Linked DNA regions of Homo sapiens: region 1 is linked to region 2. Evidence: read pairs that join two places in POLR2A ChIA-PET (ENCODE). Cell type or tissue: OCI-LY7. All regions are shown on one strand. Links, peaks and the distances in the headings refer to the core of each region. The heading gives the core; the rest is flanking DNA. Region 1 overlaps PLXDC1 (plexin domain containing 1). Region 2 overlaps LASP1 (LIM and SH3 protein 1).

Region 1 (14,951 bases), core at 7,526-10,025, 150 kb before region 2:
CGTTAAGTCCTGCACCCTGATAAATCAGCACCTCAGAACTCCCTCGGCCCTCCTGTCCTGTGGAACAGCCCCTCTGCTTTTGTTCCCCCATTTGTGAAATCAGAAAAAATCCCCAGAGGAAAGAAAGAAGGCCACAGTGCCACATAGTGCTCATCTAGTGGCTGTGCAGCCTATCTCCAGTGATTTATGGTCTCTCATGCCCAAATGCCAGGCTCAGTACTTACTCAAAGCCATGAGGGAACCAGGGTCTCTGCCTCTTTTGCCTACTGATACCTGCTTTTAAGGCTAAAATTGAGGGGCAGGTGCAGTGGCTCCTTCCTAAGATCCTAGCACTTTGAGAAACCAAGGCAAGATTACTTGAGCACAGGAGTTTGAGACTAGCCTGGGCAACAGAGTGAGACCCCGTCTCTACAAAAATTTAAAAAATTAGCCCAGCGTGGTGGCACGTACCTGTGGTCCCAGCCGCTTGGGAAGCTGAGGTGGGAGGATCCCTTGAGCCCAGTGGTTTGAGGCTGCAGTGAGCCCTGACCATACCACTGCACTCCAACCTGGGCAATAGAGGAGACCCCATCTCTAAAATAGAAATAAAAATAAAATAGACAAGCCAAATAATGATAAGAGCTGCCCTCTGGGAGCTTTAATTGAGGATACTAAGTTTTGAATGTCTCAATTCTGAAGAGCCAGCCTGAGGGGCAGCATGGGATGTGAGGCTCAGCCCCCTTCACTCGGGGCTGCAGAGCTCAGCAGCTCCTGCCCCCAGTCCTCCACTTCTGGCTTCTTACGAGTTCCCCACAGAGTGCAGCAGTGGTGCCTCTGTGACCCTAGTTTCTTCCACGTGGGTCACAAGCCCACCAGCCTCATTAACCCACAGGCCTAGGTCATTCCCCCAGTTTCTTAGGAGGCTTAGTCATTCTGAAGTCTTAGCCTACCTGGGTAACACCTGGGAACTGCAGATCCCTGGGCCACAGGGATTCTGATAGGGCAGGTCTAAGGCAGGCCCAGGAATCTGCATTTTATTTATTTCGAGACAGTCTCACTCTGTCGCCTAGGCTGGAGTACAGTGGCACAATCTTGGCTTACTGCAGCCTCCGCCTCCTGGGTTCAAGCAATTCTGGTGCCTCAACCTTCTGAGTAGTTGCGACTACAGGCACGTGCCACCACACTCAGCTAATTTTTGTATTTTTAGTGGAGACAGTGTTTCACCATGTTGGCCAGGCTGGTCTTGAACTCCTGGCCTCAAGTGATCTGCCCATCTTGGCCTCCCAAAGTGCTGGGATTACAGGCATAAGCCACTGCACAGGCCAGAATCTGCATTTTAATAAGCCCCCTGTTGACTCTGATGTGGATCCTGTGCTACCTTGGAGGGTTATCTTGGCATTTTCAGAGCCTCAAGCATCATGCCAGCCATCTCTGAGCCACTCCCTCACATTGCAGTCCTAGGTCTCCACTTGGTGTATTGCTGAACCTTTCAGCTGTGAGTTCTGCAGACCACACAGTGAAGGATAAAGTGTCCTCCTTCCACACTCTAGCTTTCGGCAGGTTTCCCAGTGGTTGGGGGATCACAGCACGGAACATTTTAGGGAGAGGGTCCCTGAAGGTCAGTTGTGTGGCTCCTGGTAGGCCCAAGTGCCCCAGGGCCCTTATAAGAGACAGTCTTGGTTGGCTCTGTCGCTCAGGAGTGTGGGGTCCCCATGGGGGCGGGGGCATGCCCACTGACTTTGCCTCTGTGCCTTCTGCAGCGTAGACCTCACCACTGGCCAGCCATGAAGTTTCGCAGCCACCCTGACCATTCCACCTATGCGGAGGTGGAGCCCTCGGGCCATGAGAAGGAGGGCTTCATGGAGGCTGAGCAGTGCTGAGAACACCAAGTCTCCCCTTTGAAGACTTTGAGGCCACAGAAAAGACAGTTAAAGCAAAGAAGAGAAGTGACTTTTCCTGGCCTCTCCCAGCATGCCCTGGGCTGAGATGAGATGGTGGTTTATGGCTCCAGAGCTGCTGCTCGCTTCGTCAGCACACCCCGAATATTGAAGAGGGGGCCAAAAAACAACCACATGGATTTTTTATAGGAACAACAACCTAATCTCATCCTGTTTTGATGCAAGGGTTCTCTTCTGTGTCTTGTAACCATGAAACAGCAGAAGAACTAACATAACTAACTCCATTTTTGTTTAAGGGGCCTTTACCTATTCCTGCACCTAGGCTAGGATAACTTTAGAGCACTGACATAAAACGCAAAAACAGGAATCATGCCGTTTGCAAAACTAACTCTGGGATTAAAGGGGAAGCATGTAAACAGCTAACTGTTTTTGTTAAAGATTTATAGGAATGAGGAGGTTTGGCTATTGTCACATGACAGACTGTTAGCCAAGGACAAAGAAGTTCTGCAAACCTCCCCTGGACCCTTGCTGGTGTCCAGATGTCTGCGGTTGTCAGCCCCTTCCTTTCCCCCGACCTAAACATAAAAGACAAGGCAAAGCCCGCATAATTTTAAGACGGTTCTTTAGGACATTAGTCCACCATCTTCTTGGTTTGCTGGCTCTCCGAAATAAAGTCCCTTTCCTTGCTCCAACTCCTTGTCTCTCAACGTATTGGCTATGACGCAGCAAGCAGAATGAATTTGGACTCAGTTACAGGCTGTCAATGGTCTGCTCTGTAGCAGTCTCAGAGCCTCCCCGACCCACTACCTGGAGATAGCCAGATAGCCAGATGCCCTGCTCCTGGCCACCTTTAAAGCCCCTGCATATGACACAGGTTAACTAAAGTCAAGATTGGGGCTGCTGCATTCCAGGTTCCCTAGACTCACAAGCTGGTCCTTGGCCAGGTGCAGTGGCTCACGCCTGTAATCCCAGCACTTTGGGAGGCTGAGGCAGGCGGATCACCTGAAGTCAGAAGTTTGAGACCAGCCTGGCCAACATAATTAAAATGTCTCTACTAAAAATACAAAAAATTAGCTGGGTGTGGTGACGCTTGCCTGTATCCCAGCTACTCAGGAAGCTGAGACACGAGAATCACTTGAACCTGGGAGGCAGAGGTTGCAGTGAGCTCAGATAGTGCCACTGCACTCCAGCCTGGGTGACAGAGCGAGACTCCGTCTCAAAAAAAAAAAAAGAAAGCAGATCCTCATGGCTATAGAGTTGGCATTTTAGCCCCAGCTTCTGTAGCTCTGAAAGCCTAAAGAAGGTATTCTCTCCATCTGTTAAACACAGTATAGTGGCTCTCAGCCCTTGGGGCATGTTATCATGGGAGGGAAGTCAAATAAGAGGAGAGAAAAGAACTCAAGGGGGAAACTGCATTTTTAGGCTTTGCTCTCTTACCTTGCCCTTTCTACTCAGAACCAATAACTTCTGCATCAAAACATGTTACAGCCTGCATCAAGGGCTTTACCCCAACCTGCAGCCCAGCCTTCCCTGGGTGAGCTTGCTATGCGCAGCCACATTTACCATGTGGGGCTCCCTATTCTGATGGCCTGTTCGGTGCCGGGTTTACTCACTGCCCTGTTCTGATGTCAGTGCCTGTACATACCTCCAAAGGCAGGACTTGCCTGATAAATATTTTTCCTCCTCTGAACTGGATTTTATAGGCATTAAAGACAAGTCGGGTGGCTAGAGGGCTCCTTGAGACATACCTAGCAGGGAACTGCAGGTGGATTCTGTTGAGAGGCAAAGCACCTGAGTGGTTGGGACACAGGCAGCTGGCATGGGAGGGACTTTTTTTGAGACAGGGTCTCACTGTGTCGCCCAGGGCAAGGATGCCCAAAGACACCAGGTTGGAGAGGCACCTGCCAACTACTTGCTTTCCCTGGAGCCTGCATGTGCCTGTGGGGTGGGGAGGCGTAGGGGTCTACGGCTGCCTGAGATGGGTGTGCACAGTGTGTGAAGTACCTACCTCCTTGCCTTGCTGGACTGTCAGCCAGTCGCAGGGCCGGCCACAAGACCCATGTCTCCATCTGGTCATACTCCATAGCTACCAAGTTAACCTGCTCTAAACTTTGGAGAACTGGATCTGTCCAATAAACGCTTATTTGGCCAAGCCTGATGGCTCGTGCCTGTACTCCCAGCACTTTGGGAGGCTGAGGTGGGAGGGTTGCTTGAGCCCAGGGGTTTGAGACCAGCTTGGGCAACAACAACAAAAATGCCAGGTGTGGTGGGGTGCACCTGTAGTCCCAGCTACTAGGGAGGCTGAGCCAGGAGGATCACTTGAGCCCGGGAGGTTGAGGCTGCAGTGGGGGGTCATAATCATGCCACTGTACTCCAGCCTGGGTGACAGAGTGAGACCCTGTCTCCGAAAAAAAAAAAAAAAAAAAGAACGGAAAAAGAAATGCTTACATTGTCAGGGATCCTGTAGACAATCATTAACTCTATGAGATGCTTGGTTCTATTTTTTTGGGAGACTTTGTCCAAGTGTTTTGGCTTAAGAAATCCATAGGCCTCTCTTGGTGACACATCTCTAGTACTTTTTGTCATAAACAAACAGGCCATCTGCCGCCAAATACATCCACTCCCCATGCCACTGACATCCTATGGGTCAGCCAGGCTTGCTTTGACTGAGGCCGAGGCATCTGGAACTTTCTCTGCCTGCAGGGGCTAGCAGCAGAGGCTTCACCGCATCACCACCCCTTCCTCCACTCCTGACATTCTTTCCCTTCAGGGATCCAAAATGGTTGGCCGAGCTCCCAGTGGGAAAACGTGTGCTAGAGTTGGGGAGTGAGATGAGTGGTGCTGTCCATGGAATCAGGCCACAGCAGGAACTGCCCCACTGGCCATTTGAGACACACACAGGTGGTAAATGCTCTGCTGGTGGGCTGTGCTTCCCTCATTCAGAGAGCTCTGTTACAGCCCACTGTGTCCTTTAGAAGCTTGAAAGGAACCCAACTCTTTGCTGCACTGTCCTTTTTCTTCCTCAAATTCAGACCCTCCTTCCACCGGCACCCCCCTACTCCACCCTCAGCTCTTCCTTGCCTGGTTTATCAAGCAGAGCTGAGGCCCCACGTTTCCAACTCTGATTGTCACTTGCATCTTCACAAAGGATAAACCACGGAGCAACTGGAAAACCATCAGCCAAGCGTTCGGATGAGTCTGGTTATTGGTCCACCCCCGACCAGATTCCCTTACACTTAACTCACTTCTTTCTTTGGCAATGACCCTCATGACATGTATAAATGGGTATGACTAAGAAGAGGCTGTGATCTAACATTTATTTGCTGCCATTTTTTACTCTGGGGAGAAGCAGCCCCAACTCATCACTGGGAAAGAACTCCCCCTGCAAACCAGCTAAATTTGATAATTTAAACCCCCTGCCCCTAAAACTTCTCACAGAGCTGGGGAGTTGGTGGCAACTTTCCAAGTCAAGGTCTTGCTTAGAAAGTCCTTCACTACATGGCCAGGTGCAGTGGCTCACGCCTGTAGTCCCAGGTACTTGGGAGCCTGAGGCAGGAGGATTGCTTGAGCTCAGGAGTTCAAGGCTGCAGAGAGCTATGATCATCCCACTGCATTTGTTTAAAAATAAATTTTTAAAATTTGTGTGTTTTATCAGGGGTCTCCTGTACAGTGTATCTGTGTATGTTTGTGTGTGTGTTTGTATACAGCCTTGTTTAATGTTTTGAGCAATAAGATATGCACACACAGGTATTTTGTTGCTAAAGAGATTGGACAAGGTTGTAGCTGTGCTCAGGCTTCAGCTTGGTTTGTTAAATTGAGAGATAAACAATGACAAGAGCTGCCAGCCAACCACACTATTCAAAAAGCAAAGTGTTCACCACTAAAGCTAACCATTCATCTGGTTGCAGGCAAGGCTAAGGCTCTCTCTCCTCTAGTTCCTGGAACAGACTCACAGATTGGCATGAAGCACTGATCAGGGGCTGCACTCAGACTCCCTGGCCAAGCAAACCTACACCAGAAGAGTCAGTGTCACAGATATGATGCGGCCAATCTCTGTCTCCAAAAACCTACCTGAACTTAATGGTAGAATTCAAAGATCTGGGGACTGAGGGCACCCAGCCTTCTAAAACACAATGTATTCATGTGTTTAGTGTAAACTCTCTGCATGGATTCTCAGTGTTAATAATAAAAGGAAGCATTCTTTTACAACTCCTGCTGTGTGCAAAAGAAAGTGCAAAGGATTTGGAGTGGCATTCCGAAGATCACCACACATACCTTGGTTCTGATGGCTGCTGAACTCCGACTTCTTCGCTGAGACATGACTGTGGGAACAGCCTCCAGCTATCTGCTCATCAGAGGTGCTTTCCTCAACCTCCTGCACCACCTCCAAGAGAAACAGCCTAAAAAGAAACCCCAGCTGTTTACTTATATTGGTCTGTAAATCCCTGGAAGTAAACCCCATGCATTTTTATCTACTGTCTGAGGACATACAATAAATCTGAGAAAGTCTATGCTGTCACATTTCTGGATGCTTTGCATTTGAACAACTTTAGCGGCCTCATTGTGTTTTTATTACTTTGTGGTTTTGCTCACAAAACATGGTTTAGCGAGCCAAAACAAAGAGAGGAAAAATGTGAACACCTCACAGCCAAAATCAGTGATGCCACATTTCAGGCTCCAAACAAGCCAATTTATAAATAAACATGCTGTGTTCGCCAAATCAAGAGGAATGTGTTAAGAGAAGACAACGTGAACTGATGGAGAAGGTGCTGAGCTGGACGGGGAGTGGGAAGGTGGGAGCTTGGCCTCAGCCCTGCCCCTGAGTAGCTGGGTGATGTGGACAAGTCACTGGACTTCTCTGGGCTGGCTTCCACCCCTGTGAAATAGGAGGTACTAGACTAACTGGTCTAAAGTGGGACCTGAGCAATCAGCTGCCTGGTCCTTTTTCAGGTCACACAGCAACTTAGACCAAAGCATGCCTTTCTCTTTCATTATCCCGATAGGGTGACCAAATTGTTCTATCCAGGACTCTCCTGGTTCTAACACACAAAGTCCTGCATCCCAGGAATCTCCTCAATCCTGGGCACATTGGAATGTTATAGAACCAAACCAGGTCTTCTCACCTGGCGCAATAACACCAGATGTCCACACTGAGACTTTGCAGCAATAGAGAAAGGAAGGCATTTGTTTGCAGGACTCCAAGCAAGGAGAATTGGGTGGCTTATGCTTAAGATATGAACTCTTGATGGCTTGCAGGTAAGGTTTTTTTGTTGTTTTTTTTTTTTTTGAGAGAGTCTCACTCACTCTGTTGCCCAGGCTGGAGTGCAGTGGTGCGATCTCAGCTCACTGCAACCTCTGCCTCCTGGGTTCAAGTGATTCTCCTGCCTCAGCTTCCTGAGTAGCTGGGACTACAGGCATGCACCATCACGTGCAGCTAATTTTTGTATTTTTAGTAGAGACGGGGTTTCACTATGTTGACCAGGCTGGTCTCAAACTCCTGGCCTCAAGTGATCTGCCCACCTCGGCCTCCCGAAGTGCTAGGATTATAGGCATGAGCCGCTGTGCCCAGCCACAGGTAAGGATTTTAAAAGGCAGGGGTAAATTTCAGGAAAGCAGATGTTACAGGTAAAATCATAAATCAATATATGGAAGCTATACGTTGGTTTGACCTAAAAAGGCAGGACGTCTCAAAGCAGGACCCACAAGTCATAAGGTGGGTTCAAAGATTTTCTGATTTGCGATTGGTTCAGGAGGCGAAGCTTTGTCTAGACATGTGGGATCAGCAGAAAAGAATGTTAGCTCTGGCTCATGGGCAATGGCCTCCTCCAGGTCCCTCAGGAAGAAATTTAGAACAACGAACTATAGTCAGAGTCAGTCCTCAGCACCCGTTTATCTGAGGTCTACATGCCAGCGGATCCCTTTTGGAGGGGTCTGGGCTTCTGAAAAACAACTCAGGGACATACGTTAAGATGTTATCTTTAGTTTGTAGAGAGGGGAACCAAACATCTCCTGGCTCTAACTTCCTCAGCTATTGTTTTAGACTACTATTACCTTCCTGCTTACCAAGTTGCTGATTTACTTCTCAGGGCTAGCTAGGATTTCCCTGAAGGAACTCAAGATTTTCCTTTATCCCCATGTGTGGGTGTCCCCAGCTCCCTCGCCATGTTTGGTCCCCTCTACCCTTGGCACAGCCCTCCCACCCCATTGGCTGAAGAAATAATGATTTCAAGCACCTGGAAAGCACTTTAGAATATAGAACCTTGCTAGTTAAAGTCTGGTCCAGGGCCAGGCACAGTGGCTCATGCCTGTAATCCCACCACTTTGGGAAGCTGAGGTGGGAGGACTATTTGAGCCCAGGAGTTTGAGACCAGCCTGGGAAACACAGGGAGACATTTTCTCTCAAAACAAAACAAAAACAAAAACAAAAACAAAACAAAAAAAATTAGCTGGGCACAGTGGTACATGCCCTGTGGTCCGAACTACTCGGGAGGCTTGGGCCCAGGAGTTCCAAGCTTCATTGAGCCATGATCACGCTACTGCCCTCTAGCCTGGGGGACAGAGCAAGACCCTGCTTTAAAAAAATGTAAATCTGTATAATAAAGTGTGGTCCAGGCCAGGTACAGTGGCTCATACCTGTAATCCTGCTCTCTGGGAGGCCAAGATGGGAGGATGGCTTGAGGCCAGGAGTTCAAAACCAGCATGAGCAACACAGCGAGACCTTGTCTCTACAAAAATAAATAAATAAATAAATAAAATAATAAAGTGTGGTCCAGCCAGGCAGCATTAGCATTCCCTGGGGTTAGCTGGAAATGCAGCACTCAGGCCCCCCAACCCCAGAACTACTGAGTCCGAATCTGCATTTGAGCAGCTCCTTAGGTGACTCCTGTGAAGGGCATGAAAGTTTGAGATGCACCATTTAGGAAGCAATTCTACCTACATGATCGCAGCCTGTTGGAGAAGCACTGTTTTTCCTTTCCCAGATGAGGAAACTGAGGCTCAGGGAGGTGGCTTACTTATTTATTCACTTGATCCACATTCATTAAACGCCTGTGTGCCAGGCACCATTAAGTGACTTGCACAAGGTCACACAGCTAGTAAGTAGAGAAAAACCCCAAGTGCAGATTTTTGGATTCCCATCTGAGGTTGTTCTCTGTGTACCTCAGGGTGTTGCCAGAACCACATGGCCACAGTTTAATATAGAAGCAGATTATGGATTATGACAGACAGACTGCTCCAGGCCTGTAGAGATCCTCGAAGAGATGCCTAGTGATGACTTCAGATCCTCGCTCTTGGCTCACGAAACTGTGAGCTTACCATCTATTTATTTGCACAGTCCCAGGAGCTTGAGAATGTCCTAGTTGTTGCTGCCTCCTTCTCATCCCGCTGCTCACACTAGCGACCCTCCCACATGAAGAATTAGAAGTACTCCTCACAAGCCTTACAGAGCACCAGGCGATGCCTCCATCTAATTTATCTTCTTGGATGGAGGACAATGGATTACTTCCTTCGCCAAGATGGGGCCAGAGGTGCAGGGAGGAAGGAAGAGGGGTAGAATCTTTACTTCAACTGTGAAATCCAGAGAGAAATTTTGTGGGGAATGATTTTTCTGATGTTCATAAAACATTTTTACATTTGGTCCCTAGAGATAGCTAAATTATGCCTACAGTTTTCCACAAAGCTAAAAGCACTGAAAAAAAAATCACCTGAATATGGGCCAATAAAATTTCATCATACCTTCCCAGAGTCTTGGGTTAGAACCTTCCCTTCCAGCTTGTCTTTCCCCTTTTTCAGTCTCTCCCCCTCAAAGTTTGTGTGGTTTTGTTTCTTTGTGTTTTGAGACAGGGTCTTGCTCTGTTGCCCAGACTGGAGTGCCGTAGCATGATCTCGGCTCACTGCAGCCTTTGCCTCCTGGGTTCAAGCGATTCTCCTGCCTCAGCCTCCTGAGTAGCTGGGACCACAGGTGTGTGCCACCATGCACGGCTAATTTGTGTGTATTTGTGTGTGTGTGTGTGTGTGTGTTTGAGATGGAGTTTCGCTCTTGTTGCTCAGGCTGGAGTGCAGTGGCGTGACCTCGGCTCACTGCAACCTCCACCTCCCGGGTTCAAGCGATTCTCCTGCCTCACCATCCCGAGTAGCGGGGATTATAGACATGCACCACCACGCCCAGCTAATTTTGTATTTTTAGTAGAGATGGGGTTTCTCCACGTTGGTCAGGCTGGTCTCGAACTCCCGACCTCAGGTGATCCGCCCTACTTGGCCTTCCAAAGTGCTGGGATTACAGGCATGAGCCACTGCACCCAGTCAATTTTTGTATTTGTAGTAGAGACAGGGTTTCTCCAGGTTGGCCAGGCTGGTCTTGAACTCCTGGCCTCAAGTGATACGACCACCTCAGCCTCCCAAAGTGCTGGGATTACAGGCATGAGCCATTGTGCCCGGCCTTAGATCCCATTTTTAATTAAGAGATGAAGATGCTGCTCTCAGCAAACCTGTGCACTGACTCTGCTCTCCTAAGGAACATTAAGCAATTCCAAGAGCCCCTCCTCAAGGCCAAAAGGGCAGCCTCCTGTAGGGCCTACCTTCCCGTTCTCAGAGCCTCCCTTTTCTCTCTCTTTTTTTTTCTTTCTTTTTTTTTTAGAGACAGGGTCTCAGTCTGTTGTCCAGGATTCAGTTCAGCGATGCAATCATGGCTCACTGCAGCCTTGAATTCCTGGGCTAAAGTGATCCTCCCACCTCCGCCTTCCAAGTAGCTGGGACTACAGGTGGGAACCATCATGCCTGGCTAATTATTTTATTTTTTGTAGAGATGGGGTCTTGTTTTTCTGCCTAGGCTGATCTTGAACTCCTGGGCTCAAGCAATCCTCCCATCTCAGCCTCCCAAAGTGTTGGGATTATAGGTGTGAGCCACCACGCCCGGATGGAGCATCCCCTCTCTACAGCTGCTGACACCCCTCTCTGTTCCCTGGGGCTCTTCTCCCCCAGGCCCATTACAGACTGAGCAGAATCCTCCCAGCTGTGCTCACTCTTCCCTCTGCCTCTGTAGACAAGCACTTAGCCCTCTTTAGCCGTGAAGAAGGAGCCACAACTAACAAAATTAGGCAGAGGTAAACATTACTTAAAACCAAAGGTCCTGGTCTACTGACTTTTGGACTCTGGGATGGTACTGCTGGTGGTGCTGCCGGCAGCTCACATTTACTGGGTGTTTCCTATGTTCCAAGCACATTTTAGGAGATTTACTTGTATCGTCATCTATGGGGTGGGTGCTGTTGCTACCTCTACCCTACACAGGAGGCCACTGAGGCACAGCGCAATAGGGAACTGTATGTTTTTGTATTTTTAGTACAGATAGAGTTTTGCCATATTGCCAAGGCTGCTCTCGAACTCCTGGTCTCAAGTGACCCGTCCGACTCAGTCTCCCAAACTGCTGGGATTACAGGCATGAGCCACCGTGCCCAGCCTGATCTTTAAATTTTTTCTGTAGAGATGGGGTCTCACTATGTTGCCCAAGCTGAGATTTCTTAAAAAGGGACAGCATAAAATGACATGGGGTTTAGCATCAGTAGGTTTGAGTTCAACCTTAAGCTTCCATAATTCTTGTCAGGAACCTTAAGCAAGTCAATTAACCACCCTGAGTTTGAGTTTCTTAATCTAAAAAAACCAGAGAACTGGAAGATTAGTGTGGCAATGCATCTGAAAATATTCTGTAAACCAGAGTGCTGGACAAATGCTAATCTATTATTGAATTCAGCACTTCATTTCAGCGGAGCTAGGAATTCCATATTTGGAGCCACCTTGACAGGAGATGTCTGAAAAAGCTGCTTCCGGTGGCATGCCTTTTGGGCTCCGTGGACAGCCATTGCTGAATAAAACTTAATGACGCCATAGAAACCAGAATGGGCCACTGCAGCATTTGGGAAGACCCGGACTGAATACAAAAGGTCAAACTGGGAAAATGCTGTGAACAGTGAAAGCTGTGGGGGTGGTCCTACGCCAAATAAGCGCATGAAATCTCACGCCCAGAAAACAAAACCGCCCATGCCTTCATATTCCCCAAACGCTTCTTCGAGAAGGATGCAATTCAAAACACTTCCCACTTAACCAACAAGTTTTCTTCTTAAGATCCTAAACTTGAAGAAGTCCTAGAAGGTAAAATGTGCTGACTGGAGAGGTACCTCTCCGGGACTCTAAAAATCTGTTTGGGGTAGCTGTCTGCTGGGGTCCCCTCTAGAATTAAGAGTCCTTCAGCGGGCCAGGCGCGGTGGCTCACGCCTGTAATCCCAGCACTTTGGGAAGCCACGGCGGGCGGATCACCTGAGGTCAGGAGTTCGAGACCAGCCTGGCCAACAAGGTGAAACCCCCGCCTCTACTAAAATACAAAATTAGCCAGGTGTGGTGGCGGGCACCTGTAATCCCAGCTACTCCGGAGGCCGAGTCAGGAGAATCGCTTGAACCCGGGAGGCGGATGCTGCAGTGGGCAGAGATCGCGCCACTGCACTACAGCCTGGGCAACAGAGCAACAGTGTGTCTCAAAAAAAAAAAAAAAAAAAAAAAAGAGTCCTTCAGCAGAGGCTGAGGCAGGTGAGGTGCTGAAGCAGGACTCTGGAACTCCCAGTTAGCAGGTGGGCGGCTTTCTCCATCCCTCCCTCCACCCTGGCCCAGGCTCACATGCAAAGCGTCGGCCGTGGGTCCAGAGCTCAGCTCCCACACTAGCAAGGTTTTGTCACTCTTGGTGGGAACCGCAAAAGGTAGCAGATCCGCCAGCCTCCCTTCGCTGAGCCTGCGCGGCTAAGGCTCGCGCAGTACTGCGCCTGCGCAAGGCACGCCCACGCTTTTTTTAAAAAAAGAGGCGCAGGCGAGGGGAGGGGCGGCGCCCGGATCGCTCCCTCGCCCCTCCTACCTGGGGCCGGCCTCTGAGCCTGTTCCTGTCCTCCAGCCACACCGCCACGATCCCTGAGTTTAGAACTTCCATTCAAGTGCATGTTTAGGGTACAGTCCCAAAATGGCCTGACAGCATGAAAGGGTAGGGACATATTTATAGCAGCCAGTTTCATCTTCACTCCTGCTGGAGATTAGGGTACTAAGTATTAGCACTACCTACTGAGCTTGTGGGAAATAACCATGAAAGATGCAATCTTTTGACTTAAGAGGTTTTTTTTTAAGGAGTTTAACATATTCAAATAAAAGTATAACTCACTAAGCTATTAACAGTCTAGCATGAAATCCTTAAAAAGAATTTCCTAGTTGTCCTACGTGATTCTGGGGAATTGTGTACGTGAACTTGTGGAGGTCAGATGATGTGGGAGATGGGAGGTTTGAATGAGAAGTAGAGATCAATTTTGAAAAAAAAAAAAAAATTCAAAGAATAGGTCCAAATTGGAGCTGATAGTGTCTGAGAGGGGTAGGTGTCATAATCAGCTACGTGGTAGAGCAGTGTAATCACCTGATGGGTTCATTGTACCCACTGCCCAGAAAAGCCGATTTACTGAGACAGCATTATTGAAATAGAGAAAGAGTTTAATAAGCACAGAACTAGCTAAATAGAAGACTGGAGTTTTATTATTACTCAAATCAGCCTCCCTGAAAATTTGGAAGCTAGGGTTTTTTAAGGATAGTTTGGCAGGCTGGGGGCTAGGGAGTGGGAAATGCTGATTGGTTGGGTCAAGGATGAAATCATAGGGTGTCAAAACTTGTGTTCTTGTGCTGAGTGAATTCCTGGTTGGGGGCCACAAGACCAGATGAGCCAGTTTGCCAATCTGAGTGGTCCCAGCTGGTCCATCAGAATACAGGGTCTGAAAAATACCTAGAACGCCAATCTTAGGTTTTTTTTTTTTTTTTTTTTGAGACGGAGTGTTGCTCTGTTGCCCAGGCTGGAGTGCAGTGGCGCAATCTTGGCTCACTGCAAGCTCCGCCTCCCGGGTTCAGCCATTCTCCTGCCTCAGCCTCCCCAGCAGCTGGGACTACAGGCACACACCACCACGCCCGGCTAATTTTTGTATTTTTAGTAGAGACGGGGTTTCTCTGTGTTAGCCAGGATGGTCTCGATCTCCTGAACTTGTGATCCACCCGCCTCGGCCTCCCAAAGTGCTGGGATTACAGGCATGAGCCACCGCGCCCGGCCCTTAGGTTTTACAATAGTAATATTGAAAGGAGTTAGTTAGCTTGCCTTAGGTAGATAACAAGGGAAGGGTCCCCAGAGAGCTCCCGGCCCACAGGTCAGTGCCTCATCCCCACACAACAGAAAAAGCAGCCTGGGAAAACATTCAAGCTGCAGGCACCCATAAGGGAACAGGCACAGGGTGTTGTGCCTGGAGACATGCCCACGGCTGCACAGATAGAAAAACCTCAGGTCCATTTGGATAAAAACTTCAACAAACTTCCATCTCACTCACATAAAGGAACAAGACCTGGCATAGAAATGTCTTTGTCCTTTGTATAGTCAGCGGCCTCCCAGGACAAAGTTTCTTCTCCTTTTGTGGGCGTGGCTACAGTGGGCTCCAGTGGGTTCCAGTGGACACTCTACTTTCCTTTTTGGACTATAAGTTTGGCCTCTGTGAATTATCACTTCAGCCCTTGATAGGTCCGGGGCCAAGCTTTCACTTCAGCTCCTGATAGGTCCTGGGCCAAGCTAAGCAGCATCTAGGAATCATCATTTCAGCTCGTGATTGGTCCTGGGCCAAGCTAAGCAGCATCTAGGAATCATCATTTCAGCTCCTGAGTGGTCCTGGGGCAACTAACCACATTCCTTCCCCTTCCCAGTCTTTAAAAACCCTGGACATCAGCCTCATAGGGGCACCCGTGTGGGACTCCCTTTCTGCTGGCAGAGAGCTTTCTTCTTTCGCTTATTAAACTTTCACTCTAACCTCACCTTTGTGTCTGCTCTCCTTAATTGTCTTGGAGGTAGGACAAAGAACTCTGGGGCGCATTATCTCAGACAAGGAGCGACTGTTAAATCTTGGTGCATTGCTGAGACTATAACAATGTTATGGGGTTTTTTTTGTTTTGTTTTGTTTTGTTTTTAGACAGTCTCCCTCTGTTGCCCAGGCAGTGGCGCAATCTTGGCTCACTGCAACCTCCGTC
Region 2 (14,951 bases), core at 764-3,263:
TGGGCAACAGACTGAGACTCTGTTTAAAAAAAAGTGGACTCCAGACTACCTGTGTCTGACTCAACTGGGCTCCTTGTTAGAATGCGGGTTCTGGGGCCTTCCAGAAAATCTACAAAATCAGGGCTGGGGTTCTGGAATATGCATTTTGGAAAAAAGCTCTCCAGGTAAGTCTGAAGCAGGCTTCAAGTCTGAGAACGGGTGGTCTAGAGCAGAAGCTGGGAATCTATGGTCCATGGACCAAATCCAGCCCACAGCCGGCTGCTAAGAACGGGTTCCACATTCTTTAATGCTTGGCAGGGGGCGGTGGAGGGGGGGAAGAAGAACCAAAAGAGGAATAATATTTCATGACACATGAAATTTCTCTGAAATTCAAATTTCAGCCTCCAGAAATAAAGTTTTATTGGAACACAGCCACACCCACTCAATTACCTCTTATCTGTGGCTGCTTTCATGGCAGAACTGCAGAACTGAGCTGCTGCCACAGAGGCCATATGGCCACAAAGCCTGAGATACCTCCTACCTGGCCCTTTACAGAAAAAACTTAGTGACCCTTGTTTGCCAAAATATTCTGACGGCATACTCCTATTGGTTAAATGTATTTTAGCACAATCTTCCTGAATTATGTGTATTTTATAAGTTACATGGAAGTTATCACTTGACAAATATAGAATGTATATTGTAAAACTTGCACCAAAGAATGAATTGTGAAAGTATGAGATGGCCAGGTGCGGTGGCTCACACCTTTAATCCCAGCACTTTGGGAGGTCGAGGTTGGCAGATTGCTTGAAGTCAGGAGTTCAAGACTAGCCTGGCCAACACAGTGAAACCCTGTCTCTACTGAAAATACAAAACTTAATCAGGCATGGTGGTGGGCACCTGTAATCCCAGCTACTTGGGAAGCCGAGTCATGAGAATCACTTGAACCCAGGAGACGGAGATTGCAGTGAGCTGAGATCGAGCCACTGTACTCCAGCCTGGGAGACAGAGTGAGTCCATCTCAAAACAAATGAATGAATGAATGAATGAATGAATGAATGAGATGAAAAAGAACCAGAACCAGGAGTTAGAGTTTTCTTCCTGTAGGAACATGCTGCCTGTCCCACACCTTGATGACCCCTAGTGGGCTCTATCCTCTTCACTTTTCTTTCTTTTTTTTTTTTGAGATGGAGTCTCGCTCTGTCGCCCAGGCTGGAGTGCAGTGACACAGTCTCGGCTTACTGCACCCTCTGCCTCCCGGGTTCAAGTGATGCTCCTGCCTCAGCCTCCTGAGTAGCTGGGATTATAGGCAACTGCCACCACGCCCGGCTAATTTTTGTATTTTTAGTAGAGACAGGCTTTTACCATGTTGGCCAGGCTGGTCTTGAACTTCTTGACCTTGTGATCTGCCCACCTCGGCCTCCCAAAGTGCTGGGATTACAGCCGTGAGCCACCGTGCCCAGCCTCCTCTTCACTTTCCAGAGAGGAAACTGGTGGGGACGGGTACAACCATAGAAAGGTGTGAGGGTTCAGGGTTTGAGTGCTCCATGAGGATGGGGGAGGAAGCGGGACATAGAGTGAAGAGAGTGACAGCTCTCCCCCACCCTCAGGGGAAACTCAGAAAGCAGGACACCAGGACAAGGAGAGAAACTGGTCCTTCCCAGACGGGCTCAGGCCTGCAGGAATTTCCTCCAGGCCCTGGCAGGCACCTAGCTGGAAGCCAACTTCACTTCCTGTTCCCTAGAATGCTGGCCTGCCTTTTCCTGATCCGGGAAAATGGGGTGGGAGTAGTGGGGTGGGAAGAGGAGGAGAGGCAAAACCTGCTGTTTCCTGGAACGCCCCTGCCCCATCAGGGCTGTCCCAGCCTGGGCAGTCCCCTTTGGGCATCCCCTCCGCACAACGTCTCTGCTGCCTCCTCTCCCCCTTGGCACTGGCTGTGCACAAAAGGCAAGAGCAAGCACGTGGCCAGGCAGGGCTTACACGTTAACAGCTGGAAACACCTGCATGGTTGCTGCTCCTGCTGGCTGAACAGCCAATAGTTCCTGCAGCCCGGGCTGGGGGCACAGGGAGGGCAGTGGTAAGGGCCTGGACAGAGTCTGGGGGGAGTCCAGTCTGGACGCAGAGGGCAGTTTACTTAGGGGTTTGGGTCAGGATCAGTCCCTCCTTTCCCGGCCCCCTCCCTTCAGGCCAGAGCAAGGACCGGCACCCACGTGGCAGCACAGGCTAAGCCTGTTCCTGAGGTGAGGCAGCCAACCCTGGCCAGGCTGAAAATCCAACCGACCCCAGCATCCGCTGGGAGGGGCACTCCAGGTGATGTTCTCACAGACCCAGCGCAGAAGGTGAGTCTCCCGAGCCCCACTCTCTTAGTGATCCCTGTCCACTGGTGTTGGTGGCGGGGAGGGCACAAGGGAAGGGGACACCCCTCCTGAGGCCTCCAGGCTCACGAGGCACCTGCCCTTCCAACTTTTGTTCTGAGGTGGGAAAGGTCAGCTTCCCTTGTTTCCTTTCTGCTAAGGAAAAGAGCCTGCCCCTGAGAACCTGTGACCAGGGAGGGAAGTGCAGACACGGAATGGACAGGGGCCTGCCCTGGGCCCCGAAGGTGCCAGCAGGGGGCCTGCAGGGACAGGTGTCCTTGATGTTGGGGGCCCAGATGAATGTGTGACAGCTTCCCTGGACATGACGCTATCTGCATTAGCGATGGGGTGACAGGGAGCCTTTTCCTCTGGGAGGAGAGCAGGTCTGGACCCCACAGGCTCAGTCCCTTATGATGGGCTGCACTGTCACCAGACCAATGCCTCATCCTTAGGGGAGCCGTATGCTTACCTACATGACCTTGGGAGTCACTTTCCCCTCTGGGTCTCAGTTTCCTCATCTGTAAATAAGGCCATGGTACCATCTGCTCCCAGGCGGTCCTGCAAACCCTGACCAGCTCTAGGAACCTGAGCAAACTCTAAGCTGAAAGCAAGTATGGACACATGGGTATTCCCATAAAGGGCTGGGGAAACTGATCTTGCTTCTTAAAAAGTCATTACACATGGATAAGTGTATCTAAAGTTACGGCTGGCTGACCCGACGGCTGGAGGAGTAGCTGCCTGAACCCAGGACACCCTTCCTGGGTGGCTCTATCAATGTTAACAACCTCTGCAGCTGTACAGCTCTTCACACAGCTTGACCAAGCTCTTCATACCCTGACAATCATTGCCCTAAAAAATGGGCCGGACACGCACACTTTCATTCCCATCTTCCAGAAGAGGAACATGAGGCTCAGAAATTAAATGACTTCCCGAGGCAGAGCTTTCATTGCTCAGTAACAGCCAAGGCTGGTGACACAAGGACAAAATCACAGCTAGACAGGCCCTTTCCTGAGAACAGGTGTGGAGCAGGGTGACCACACGCCCAAGTCCCAGTTCATGTCTGCTGCTCAGGGATAAATTTCAATGCACCCCTTTTCACTCTCAACAAGAATGATAATCAGAAAGTCACCCTAACTCGAGAGAGAGGGACACCAGGCATGCAACTCAGGACAGGCGGCACAGAGCGGCTAAATGGGCTGAGAAAAAGTGAGGCTCAGCTCCTTCCAGCCTGGGCCCACTTGGATAAAATTTCCAAACCCTCAGCTTCCTCTCCTTCCCCTCGCCAGCAAATGAGGAAATTGTGTTATTACTTTCCTGACCCACCTACTGGTTTGTTAAGCAAATAGGCACATGAGGGGGATGTTAGCACATTCAGAAGGCAAGGAAACATTTCCCAGCTTCCAAGGGCCTGGCTCATCCCTGCTCCAAGCTCTGCAAAGTTCTGGCCTTCAGAGAGCCCTGAGTGAGGAGCGCCCTAAGCCCAGACATGTCAGCACAGCCCCCAGCCTGGAAGCTGTCCTGGGCCTCTGTGGACACAGGCCACACTCTACCTGTGCCCATGAGGTCCAAGTACATGTGGGTTCAGGGGTCCAGGCCTAAGGACCCTCCCGACTCAGCCAGGACCCTACTAGCTGGGACTCCAGGATGACAAGTTAGGGTCCATGACAAAGCTCTGCTAGCTGATGTTCTGTTTTCTGACCCCCCTGCTCTCCCAACTGTGGTGGAAAATAAAAGTCTGACTCTCCATACGGTGCTCCTCACATGATTATACATCACAGTGAACGAGGGAACAGCAGGCTCTGGGTGGAATCATCAGCTCACCAGCTAGGGTCTTTTTTTGGGTGCCCTTACATGCATTACTCATTTCCTTTTCTTTTTTAACTTTATTTATTTATTTATTTATTTATTTTGAGACAGTCTTGCTCTGTCGCCCAGGATGGAGTGCAGTGGTGCGATCTCAGCTCACTGCAACCTCCACCTTCCAAGTTCAACCAATTCTCCTGCTTCTGTCTCCCAAGTAGCTGAGACTACAGGGGTGCACCACCATGCCCAGCTATTTTTTTCTATTTTTAGTGGACGCGGGGGTTTGCCATGTTGGTCAGGCTGATCTCAAACTCCTGGCCTCAAATCATCCACCTGCCTCAGCCTGCCAAAGTGCTGGGATTACAGGCCTGAGCCACCGCGCCTGGCCTCATTTCCTTTCCTCAGCCAGCCCGAGAATACTGCCATTTTACAGATAGGGAAACCAAGGCTCAAGATGTGGGCAAACAGTGGGTTAAGTCAGAATCCAGTTCTAACATCAGAGCCTCAGTTCTCAACCACCATGCAATACTGCTCCCCATCAGAGACTCACAATATTTTATTTATTTATTTTTTAGAGACAGGGTCTCGCTCTGTCACCAAGGCTGGAGTGCGGTGGCGTGATCATGGCTCACTGCAGCCTCAAACTCCTGGGCTCAAGCAATCTTACCACCTCAGCCGCTCGAGTAGCTGGGACTACAGGTGGATGCCACCATGCACGGCTAATTTTCTTTCTTTTTTTTGTAGAGATGGTATCTTGCTATGTTGCCCAGGCAAGTCTTAAACTCCTGGCCTCAAGCAATCCTCCCACCACAGCCTCCCAAACTGTTAGGATACAGGCGTGAGCCCACCATGCCCCAGTATTTTATTTTTAAAACAAACAAAAGTCTGTACTCAACTTCATTAGTAATCACAGAAATGCAATCTAAAACCATCGGCTATCACACTCTACACGATCAAAATGCTAAAGTGAACATATCTGAGCACATGGAGCAAATGAAACTCATCTCTGCTGGTGGGAGGGTAAATCAGTGCAGCCACTTGGAAAATAGTTCCGCATTATCTCGTAAAGTTGAAGGAGCACACTTTTTTTTTTTTTTTTTTTTGAGATGGAGTCTCACTCTGTCGCCCAGGCTGGAATGCAGTGGTGCGATCTCAACTCACTGCATCCTCTGCCTCCCAGGTTCAGTGATTCTCCTGCCTCAGCCTCCAGAGCAGCTGGGATTGCGCCACCGAGTGCGCCACCACACCCGGCTAATTTTTTGTATTTTTAGTTGAGACGGGGTTTCACTGTGTTAGCCAGGATGGTCTTGATCTCTTGACCTCATGATCCACCCACTTCGGTCTCCCAAAGTGCTGGGATTACAGGTGTGAACCACCACGGCCCGGCCCAAGGAGCACACATTCTAAGATGCAGCAGTTCCAATGTACATAGACCTCAGGAGATATGTACAAAAATGTCCATAGCAACTGGAAACAGTACAAATGTCCACCAGCAACAGAATCAATAAAATGTGGTATAAACAAACAATGGAATACTATATAGCAATGAAAAAGGATGTACTACCGCTACACACAAACATATGGATGAATCTTTAAACCCAATGGTGTGTAAGAGAAGCAAGATACACAAAATTACTCTGTGTTCAAAATCAGGAAAAGCAAAACTATAGTGTTTAAGAATACATAATTACATACTAAAATTATAATGAAAAATACATGCTTTCAAAATCAAACTAGAGGATTGTCCAACAAACCTGCCTTCAGAGTATTTTACTCTGGGGACAAAACTTTGTTTGACTATTTACTATTGATTAGGCCCAGACTCTAAAGACTGAAGCTCATTACAGAGTATAAAATGCTCATTATTTCTGGCCAACTGAGATGCAAAGCATTTCTGCCTGCAGCAAAGATATCTTCAAAGTTTATGGTTTTATTTTCCTGTAGGACAATAGCCAATGTGTAACTAATGGTAGGCCCTTAACCATTTCTGTAGCTAAATGTATCCAGTACTCTCTTTTTTCCTTTTTTTTTTTTTATTTTTGAGACGGAGTCTTGCTCTGTTGCCCAGGCTGGAGTGCAGTGGTGTAGTCTCAGCTCACTGCAACCTCCACTTCCCGGGTTCAAGCAATTGTCCTGCCTCAGCTTCCCAAGTAACTGGGACTACAGGTGTGCACCACCACACCTGGCTAATTTTTGTATTTTTAGTAGAGACAGGGTTTCACCATGCTGGCCAGGCTGGTCTTGAACTCCAGACCTCAGGTGATCTGCCCGCTTCGGCCTCCCAAAGTGCTGGGGTTACAGATATGAGCCACCTCGCCCGGCCCCAGCACTTTCTTTCACAGACTAGCATTTACCTCTGCCTCTCATATTCCCCAGTTTTAATCTCTAGCTGGTTCCCTCATAATTAAATAAAGATATGATAAGTACTTACTACATGGGAGTTATATTTTTAACACTGTGAACACTGGGCTCTTGACAGGCATACAGTAATACAATGTATGGTATACCTGCCTGGTGAAACAGGTGTTTATTGTATATGTTACTATGTGTCATATTTCACACATAAAAAAAGTTTTAAGGACACAAAATTGTATACAGAAAATCAATATGTAAGTAAATAAAAGAAGAGGCTCCAGTAAAGTGACTAAAGTTTTCCATACTTGAACACTGCTAGAGCTCATGACAAAAGGCCAGGATTCCTAACATGTAACCTTTATCCCATAGCATGGACCCATCAAAAGGCAACTCTTCAAATGCCTTTAATGATGACACAACTACTCACCATAGATGTGTAATATACTGGCCCCTTTCCTCACTTCCACACATTCTCAGTACTAGACAATGGCCAAACTTTTCTGCCAAACTTCACTTTATGACCCTTCTCCGGCAACAGTGTAGAAAGCAGACAAGTGTGCCTTTAAAGTATTGATAACATTGACAACATAACTGGGTGTGATGGCGTGTGCCTGTAATCCCAGCAACCTGGGAGTCTTAGGCCAGGGTTCACTTAAACCCAGGAGTTCAAGGCTGCAGTGAGCTGTGATCACGTGACTACACTCCAGCCTGGGCAGCATAGCAAGACCCTCTCTCTACAAAAAAAATAACAATTAGCTGGGCATGGTGCTATATGCCTGTAGTACCAGCTACTCAGGAGGTTGACGGGAGAGGACCACTTGTGCCCAAGAGTTCGAGGCTGCAGTGACCTATGATCGTGCCACTGTACTCCAGCCTGGGCAATCTTGTCTCAAAAATAATAATGATGATAATAAGAGTGATATCATTTATCCCATGCCAAGCACTTGGCATGTTCCTTGCAACCACCTGTCAAAGTAGGGCCTACTGTCCCATTTTTACAAATGAGGAAACTGAGGCTCAAAGAGCCCTGCCTGGCCCCAGAATGACAGAAGCTAGGATCTGGGCCCTTACCATCTCTTCCTACCTCACTGTCTCACCACTTAGCAAGACTGAAGACAGACTGCACTTATCCAAAGCAGACACCCCAGAGGAGATCAGACACTTGTTTTTAAAATGCTCTGGCTGGTAAAAAGCCCTAGTCTGCAGCATATCCCTCCAAGGAAGCATATCCTCATTCTTTTGTAAGATGGCCTGACCTTTAGAAATAACTGGAGTCAGCTGGGCACAGTGGCTCACACCTGTAATCCCAGCACCTTGGGAGGCCAAGGCAGGTGGATCACCTGAGGTCAGGAGTTCGAGACCAGCCGAGCCAATATGGCAAAACCCTGTGTCTACTAAAAATACAAAAATTAGCCAGGCGTGGTGGCATGTGCCTATAGTCCTAGCTACTCAGAAGGCTGAGGCAGAAGAATCGCTTCAACCCGGGAGGCAGAGGTTGCAGTGAGCCAAGATCACGCCACTGCACTCCAGCCTGGGCGACAGAGCGAGACTCTATCTCAAAAATAAAATAAAACTAAAATTAAAAATAAATAAATAAAGTAACTGGAGTCATTTGGTGCTAATCTGGGAAGCAAAGCAACAAGCTACATACAGGAACAGGAATGCTATTTTGGATACAAAACAAAAGGTGTGGCTCTAAACACCCTATTTTCCAAAACACTTCAGGAGGTTGGGACAACTTAGCAATGGTTTTATGTGTGGTTTAAAGCTCCCAGGCGCAGTGGCTCATGCCTGTAGTAGTCCCAGAACTTTGGGAGGCCGAGGTGGGCGGATCACTTAAGTCCAGGAGTTTAAGACAACATAGTGAGACCCTGTCTCTGATTAAAAAAAAAAAAAAAAAAAAAAAGCTCCCCTGGGAGGCCAGGTGAGGTGGCTCACCCCTATAATCCCAGCACTTTAGGAGGCTGAGGCGGGAGGATAACTTGAATCCAGGAGTTTGAGACCAGCCTGGGCAACATAGCAAGATAGTGTCTCTGCAAAAAAAAGAAAAATTAGCTGGGCATGGTGGTGCACACCTGTGGTCCCAGCTACTCGGAGTCTGAGGTGGGAGAATGGCTTGATCCCAGAAGATTCAGGCTGCACTGAGCCGTGAACACACCACCGCACTCCAGCCCGGATGACGGAGCGAAACCCTGTCTCAAAAATAAAAATAGGCTGGGCTCGGTGTCTCACGCCTGTAATCCCAGCACTTTGGGAGGCCGAGGCGGGTGGATCACAAGGTCAGGAGATCAAGATCATCCTGGCTAACACGGCGAAACCCCATCTCTACTAAAAATACAAAAACTATTAGCCGGGCGTGGTGGCGGGCGCCTGTAGTCCCAGCTACTCACGAGGCTGAGGCAGCAGAATGGCGTGAACCCGGGAGGCGGAGGTTGCAGTGAGCCGAGATTGCGCCACTGCACTCCAGCCTGGGTGATAAACCAAGGCTCCGTCTCAAAAAAATAAAAATAAAAATAAAGCTCCCCTGGGGTTCTGAGGTACAGCCTGATCTGGCACCCTCTGACTTAGGGGTTGGTGAAGCTTTTTCAGACTTTTAGGTGGTGGCTCTCAAACTTCAGAGAGCACCACAGAAACCCAGGGAATGTGTCTAACATGCTGATTCCTGGGCCCCACTCCCAGAGACGCTGATTCTGGCAGCCAGGGGAGAAGGCCTGTGAGTCTGCATTTTCAGTCAACCCTACAGGTGACTGTGCTACAGCTGTCTGGAGGCCCATATCCGACAGACTGTAATTGCTTTCATTAAAACCAAGAGTCTCCAGGCTTTGCATTCACACCCTACAGGTCTCTGCTAAAGCTGCAAAAGCAGCTAGCAGGTCGGGGTCGATCCCTTCCCCCAGCTCCTGCAGAGGACCATTAGCTCACTGCAGCACCGCGAGAAGGGTAAAAGATGGTTATCTCCTGAGATGCGGATGGCTTGGCCAGGGTGGTGAGTTTTGTCACTAGGATATTAACACCTCTAACTGGGGGAGGGAAGAAGAGGAGGTGGCTTAGGCTGAGTGTGGAGTGTTCTGGAAGCCTTCCAGAAAGGGAAGCAGGGATGACTGGGCTTGTCTCCCCTCCTCCAAAACCCACAGGGTGAAGCAATGAGTGAACAGCCAGGGAGCTGGGGTTGCACATTGGGAGCAAGTGTCACTGATAAAAGACTAGAGCCTCTACATGAAAAGCCGCAGAGGCTGAAGAGCCGACATTCCAGTTCTGTGAACCATTCCGGGTTTTCCCCATAATCTAAGACCATCTTCCCCCTCCCCCACTTTCCAAGCCGAGAGCTCTGAAACACAGACCTAAGGGTCTTACCCTTTGCAGGGTCTGAGCCAAAGGGAAGCTCCAGGGCGTGAGGCCAGGCCCTAGCATATAAAGAGTCAACTGTGACAGGCCTCTGGAAGTTGGAGGGGAAGGAGGATTAGAGTGCCCGCCCTAGGCATCCCCTGCTAGCCAAAGGGAAGCATGCCATTTCCTCAGGCCACCAACTTCAAACTGCAGGTCAACAGTCCAGTTGCAAAACCCATTCACAGTAAGTCTGCAACCAGCATCTTTTTGGTTTTTTTTTGAGATGGAGTCTTGCTCTGTCGCCAGGCTGGAGTGCAGTGGCCCGATCTCGACTCACTGCAACCTCTGCCTCCCGAGTTCAAGCGGTTCTTCTGTCTCAGCCTCCCAAGTAGCTGGGATTACAGGCACACGCCACCACGCCCAGCTAATTTTTGTATTTTTAGTAGAGATGGGGTTTCACCATGTTGGCCAGGATGGTCTCGATCTCTTGACCTCATGATCCGCCCACCTCAGCCTCTCAAAGTGCTGGGATTACAGGCATGAGCCACCGCGCCTGGTCCTTTTTTTTTTTGGAAACAGGGTCTCACTCGGTTTCCCAGGCTGGAATGCAGTGGTGCAATTACGGCTCACTATAACCTCAAACCTCTGGGCTCAGGTGATCCTCCCACTTCAGCCTCCTGAATAGCTAGGACCACAGGCGTGTGCTATCATGCCTGGCTAGTTTTTGTATTTTTTTTTTTTTTTTTTTTTTTTTGTAGAAACAGTTTTGCTATGTTGCCCAGGCTAGTCTCAAACTCCTGGGCTCAAGCAATCCTCCCACCTCAGTCTCCCAAAGTGTTGGGAATACAGTCCTCAAAGGGGCTGTATTATGTGAGGGTGTATAGGGGCCTGCAACCAGCATCTTTAGAAAAGATCTGAATGTGGCCGGGTGCGGTGGCTCACACCTGTAATCTTAGCACTTTGGGAGGCCAAGGCGGGCACATCACCTGAGGTCAGGTGTTCAAGACCAGCCTGGCCAACATGGTGAAACCCTGTCTCTACCAAAAATACAAAAATTGGCCGGGGGTGGTGGTGTGCACCTGTAATCCCAGCTACTCCACTTGGGAGGCTAAGGCAGGAGAATCACTTGAACCCTGGAGGCGGAGCACCACTGCACTCCAGCCTGAGCAACAGAGTGAGACTCTGTCTCAAAAAAAAAAAAAAAGATCTGAACGCCCTCTAAGTAGGAAGTACTCATTCATGAAAGCTTCCATTCTGTTTTCCCTCTACATAAATGTATGCCTGTCAGATGGGTCAAGACGTACAATGTATATTTTACTGTAGGCTGAAGTCAGAGTTTGAAAGCCACCATTTTGGGCATGGCTGGTTCTGCTGTCTGTGGGCTGCCTGTGCTTCTGAAATCCACCTGACCCACCACTGCAGCCCACTCTATGCACGGCCCAGCCAAGCTCTTAAAGGAGCGCCCTGCTGAGGTGGCCAGGTGGAGGGTAGGAAGGGATGTGGAGCCCAGGGAGTGGGTGCTGAGACCACCGGAAAGCCAGGCTCCCCCGGCAATCTCTATCCCCAGTTCCTCAGCCCAGAGCAACAATGGGCAGCTCACTGATCCCTTCCTGTTCCAGACACGAAGACAGCTGCCTGCCTAAACCCTCCCTGGCAGGACCTCCTAGGCCAGGCTGGCTGGGCAGCCCCTGCAGTTCTGTGTGCGCATCCCCCATGGTTGCTGCTCACCGCAGTGCCCTGCCCCCGCATGCCTAAAGCCACACAGGCTGCTTGCCTGTGGCTCTGCCAAGCAGGAAACTGAGGCCTGTTCTCTGGCCACAGGTGCCATGGAGGGCACACGATGCTGGGGACAGTTGATCCCCTGCCCACTCTCCATGCCCACCCCTGCCACAGCCAGATGCCACTGACCATCAGGGAGGCGGGGGGTGTGAGCCAGGGGGTGCAGGGCTGGCGGGTGAAGCTGGCTGGGGTTTTTACACAGGAAGGAAGAGCAGGCTGATGTGGGGGAGGAGGCCAAGGAAGGGCGGAAATGACTGCAATGTCAGCACCCAGGCGCAGACCAGGGGAGGCCAGGTGCTCCCCGCCCCCCAGTTTTGACCTTTGTGCTAAGATGAGACATGCAGTCTTCACCGATACCCACGATATCCAGAAAAAAGAACAACAGTCAGAGAGAGTGGGGGCTGATTTAGCACACAGGCCCCCACAGAATACAGTCCCTTCAAGAAGAAAATGCTATGCGTGCTGGTGGTCTGGGGGTACACAGAGAAGAGGCATCTGGGAACCCCAAGCTCTTCCCCAGGCCCACCCTGGAGGGCAGGGGTAGTGGAGGCACTGGCCTCATTCACATCTGCCAGGCTTGCGTCTGCCAGGCTGGCAGGAAGGGGACCAAACAGAGGGCAGCAGGGATGCCGCAGGGCAGGGCAAGAGCTCACGTTACTGATCTGGTCCTGGGTCTTCTTGATTCTCTGGAGCTCGGGCGTGTCTGCCACTACGCTGAAACCTTTGCCCTTGTTCTTCTCAAACTCCTCCTTGTAGCGCACCTGCAGGAGGGGAGGAAGAGGGATTGGAGTCAGGCCAGGAGCCGAAAGGGCCTCGGCTTGGGGCCCCTCTGAGGCAGCAACCAGTCAGGAGACAGGGACAGGGAGTCAGCAGAAAGACCCTGATCAGAAGTCCCCAACTCAAAGCAGAGGCCTCAGCCAAAAGGTGTTAGACTCGTAATAATAAGCCACTACCAAGTCTTTGGTGCACAGTGAATGGCAGGCACAGAGTCCAGGGCCTTACATGAACCATCTCATTTAGATCCCACCATACATATAGCCACGCAATTAACAGCTCCAATTTACGGATCAGGAAACGGAGCCACAGAAAGGCAAAGTCCCCTGCCCAAGGTCACAGAGCTTAGCAGTCAATGTCCGGCACTACCAGAGTGCAAACCCTCATCTGCCTGACTCTTGACCCTTCACTCCCTGCCCATCCTGTCTGGAAGCTTATAGGAAAAAGGTTCTTTCCAGGGCTCCCAGGGTGGCCCCAGCCCTCATGTTAGCCAGGATGTGGCCCTGCCCACTACGCCTGGGGGAGCTTTTCAGCAACCAGCTGAGTGAGGGCTGTGCCAAAGGACAGAGTTGGTGCCCAGAAAGGAGGGTGGTGAGACAGCCCCAGGGAAGGCTCCATCAGTGCGCCTTTGACAGGCCCCGCGGATTCTGGGAGCCTGCCGGGATGGCTTCAGAGGCCACCGCCATAGGAGGGGAGGAAAGCAGCGGGGGTCAGACAGCATCTCAGCAGGTCTCCAAGCTCCAGGGAAGAACCCTTCCACCCCACCACAGTACTAGAGGGACTCAAGTCAGACATCAGAAAGGACTTCCCTGGCACGAAAGGAATTGAAATATGAGGAACAGCTTGTCCTCCCCTGAGGGTTTTGAAGAACAGAATGAGGCTGAGAAAACTCATGGAACAGGAAACTATTCCTTGGCTTCCAGAGACTTCACTGTCCACCTCATCAGCCATCTGTTCCAGACCCCACCAGCTGCTTGGATTTCCTCCACGGGGGCTGCACTGTCCTGGACACAGGTCAGCCCAGGACACAAACCCAGGCAGTTCCCTGGCAGGGAATCATCTGGCAGCAGCACCGAGCTGTGCTTGGACTGGAGCGACTGCGCATGCGCATGCAGCCACGGCCACACCTGTCAGGTCCTCTGCACATGCCTGTGGGGGTCAGAGTCCTTGTTTGTCTCCTGAAGCCCCCAGTCACTCATCCATGTGGTTCCCTCTCCTTCTCTGTTCTGATCCAGACAAGAAGGGCTTGGATGTGCTGTTCCCCATTAGTTCAGAAGTGAATGCAGTGGATAGAGGCACCAACCCACCCCAAGAGTCCAGAACCTGCCTAGCACCAGCTCTTCCTCAGTCCTGGAAGCCCTGGGCCAGCACGGTGACTCTTAGTGGGAGGCCCTTTGGGAAGCGGGCATCGGGGAAGGTAGGGCACTCAGAGGCAGAGAAATGTAGCTCCAGATACAGAAGCCCTGCATCTCAAGCCCCTGGCCTCGGTTTCTTCATCTGTAAAAGAGTTGTGACAGAAATCAGGTATAATATGGGGAGGGGGCTTCTTATCACCAAGTCTGGGCACAAAGCCAGGCGGAGCTAGCACTAACGCAGGCTCAGTCTCCCACTTCTGAGTGATCTTGGGCCAACGACTTCACATCTCAAGACTCAGTTCCCACATCTGTAAAATGGGGACCATAACGCCAGTCACTCCAACCCACGATACAGACAGTGGCTCTAAAGCAGCAGCGCACTGTGGAGGGCCAGTGTGAAAGTGCTCTGTCAGCAATGAAGTGCTGAACGAGTGCCAGTCCCCCACTCCGTCCCCTGCTTCCTGGCTTTGCAAGGGTCAGGCCCCTAATCCAGGGGAATAATCGCCATGGCGACGCTGCAATGACATCAGCAGGTTCCCAGGATCGGGAACTGCTTCTGCCTCCCCCTCCCTGTTGGGGAAGGATCATTCATTTCACTGCTAACATAGGAGGCCCACAGAGGGTAGGGGTGAGGGGTAGGGGCTGAGAAGGGAGGGAGCCTGGGATCAGCACCACCTTGCTGTGTGTTTCTAAGCAAGTCAGTTCCCCTCTCTGGGTCCCCTGAAGGGAGCTGGCTAGCTGATCTCTAAAATCCCTCCCATTTGGAGTCTGTGACCATTTTAAAGCACCTTCAGACCCTGACTATGGATAATCAAGACAGGGAGGCTCTTTGAAAGGTCTTTGGGTATGGAAGGGGTGGCAGAAGTGAAGGGTGGGGGGCCAGGGGTGTAGGGAGGGCCCAGCCCAGAGCCCCTCTTCAGGGCTCCCTTCTTGCCCTGGCAGGAGTGCTTGCCCCTGTTGTCTAGGATGGCTCACCAGGGTGCTGTGGGGGTCCCTGTGGAGGAAGGGACCTGCCCAAGGTCACAACCCAGTTGTCGCTCAGGCCAGGATGCAACTCAGCGCTTCGGTCAGAGGACCCCACTTCTGGGAGATGCCTGGGCTCCCAGAGGACCCCACTCCTGGGAGATACCTGGGCTCCCATTTTGGAAACTCTGCTGTCAGGCCCAGGACTGACTGACATCTGAGGCTCCTGACACCCAAACAACCACCATCCGTGAAACTCTAATTT

What was found. Peaks named below come from ENCODE experiments on the same cell type or tissue, not always from the same donor. Only the 100,000 strongest peaks of a DNase experiment are listed, where the experiment ranks them.
Region 1: POLR2A ChIA-PET joins it to region 2 with 5 read pairs; 3 of 35 experiments call an interaction of 5 or more read pairs at or near these places.

What each region holds. Positions count from the first base shown.
Region 1 is chr17:39,054,748-39,069,698 of GRCh38, reverse strand. PLXDC1 (plexin domain containing 1) reads left to right here. Exons shown (of 14, transcript NM_020405.5): 14 at 1,740-6,386. The coding sequence ends at 1,859. It also overlaps the pseudogene RDM1P5. Among named protein-coding and RNA genes, the nearest start is that of LINC02079, 35 kb to the right of the region's middle. RefSeq lists a silencer at 12,599-12,838. In OCI-LY7, for the core only: a CTCF peak has its summit at 8,459; no DNase peak of the experiment used is centred there.
Region 2 is chr17:38,895,816-38,910,766 of GRCh38, reverse strand. LASP1 (LIM and SH3 protein 1) reads right to left here. Exons shown (of 7, transcript NM_006148.4): 4 at 12,248-12,355. Among named protein-coding and RNA genes, the nearest start is that of MIR6779, 12 kb to the left of the region's middle. RefSeq lists enhancers at 8,778-9,403, 11,034-11,553, 11,574-11,893, 11,554-12,075, 12,304-12,413 and 3 more. In OCI-LY7, for the core only: a CTCF peak has its summit at 1,119 (motif pointing left); a DNase peak (open chromatin) is centred at 1,936; H3K27ac peaks cover 810 bases.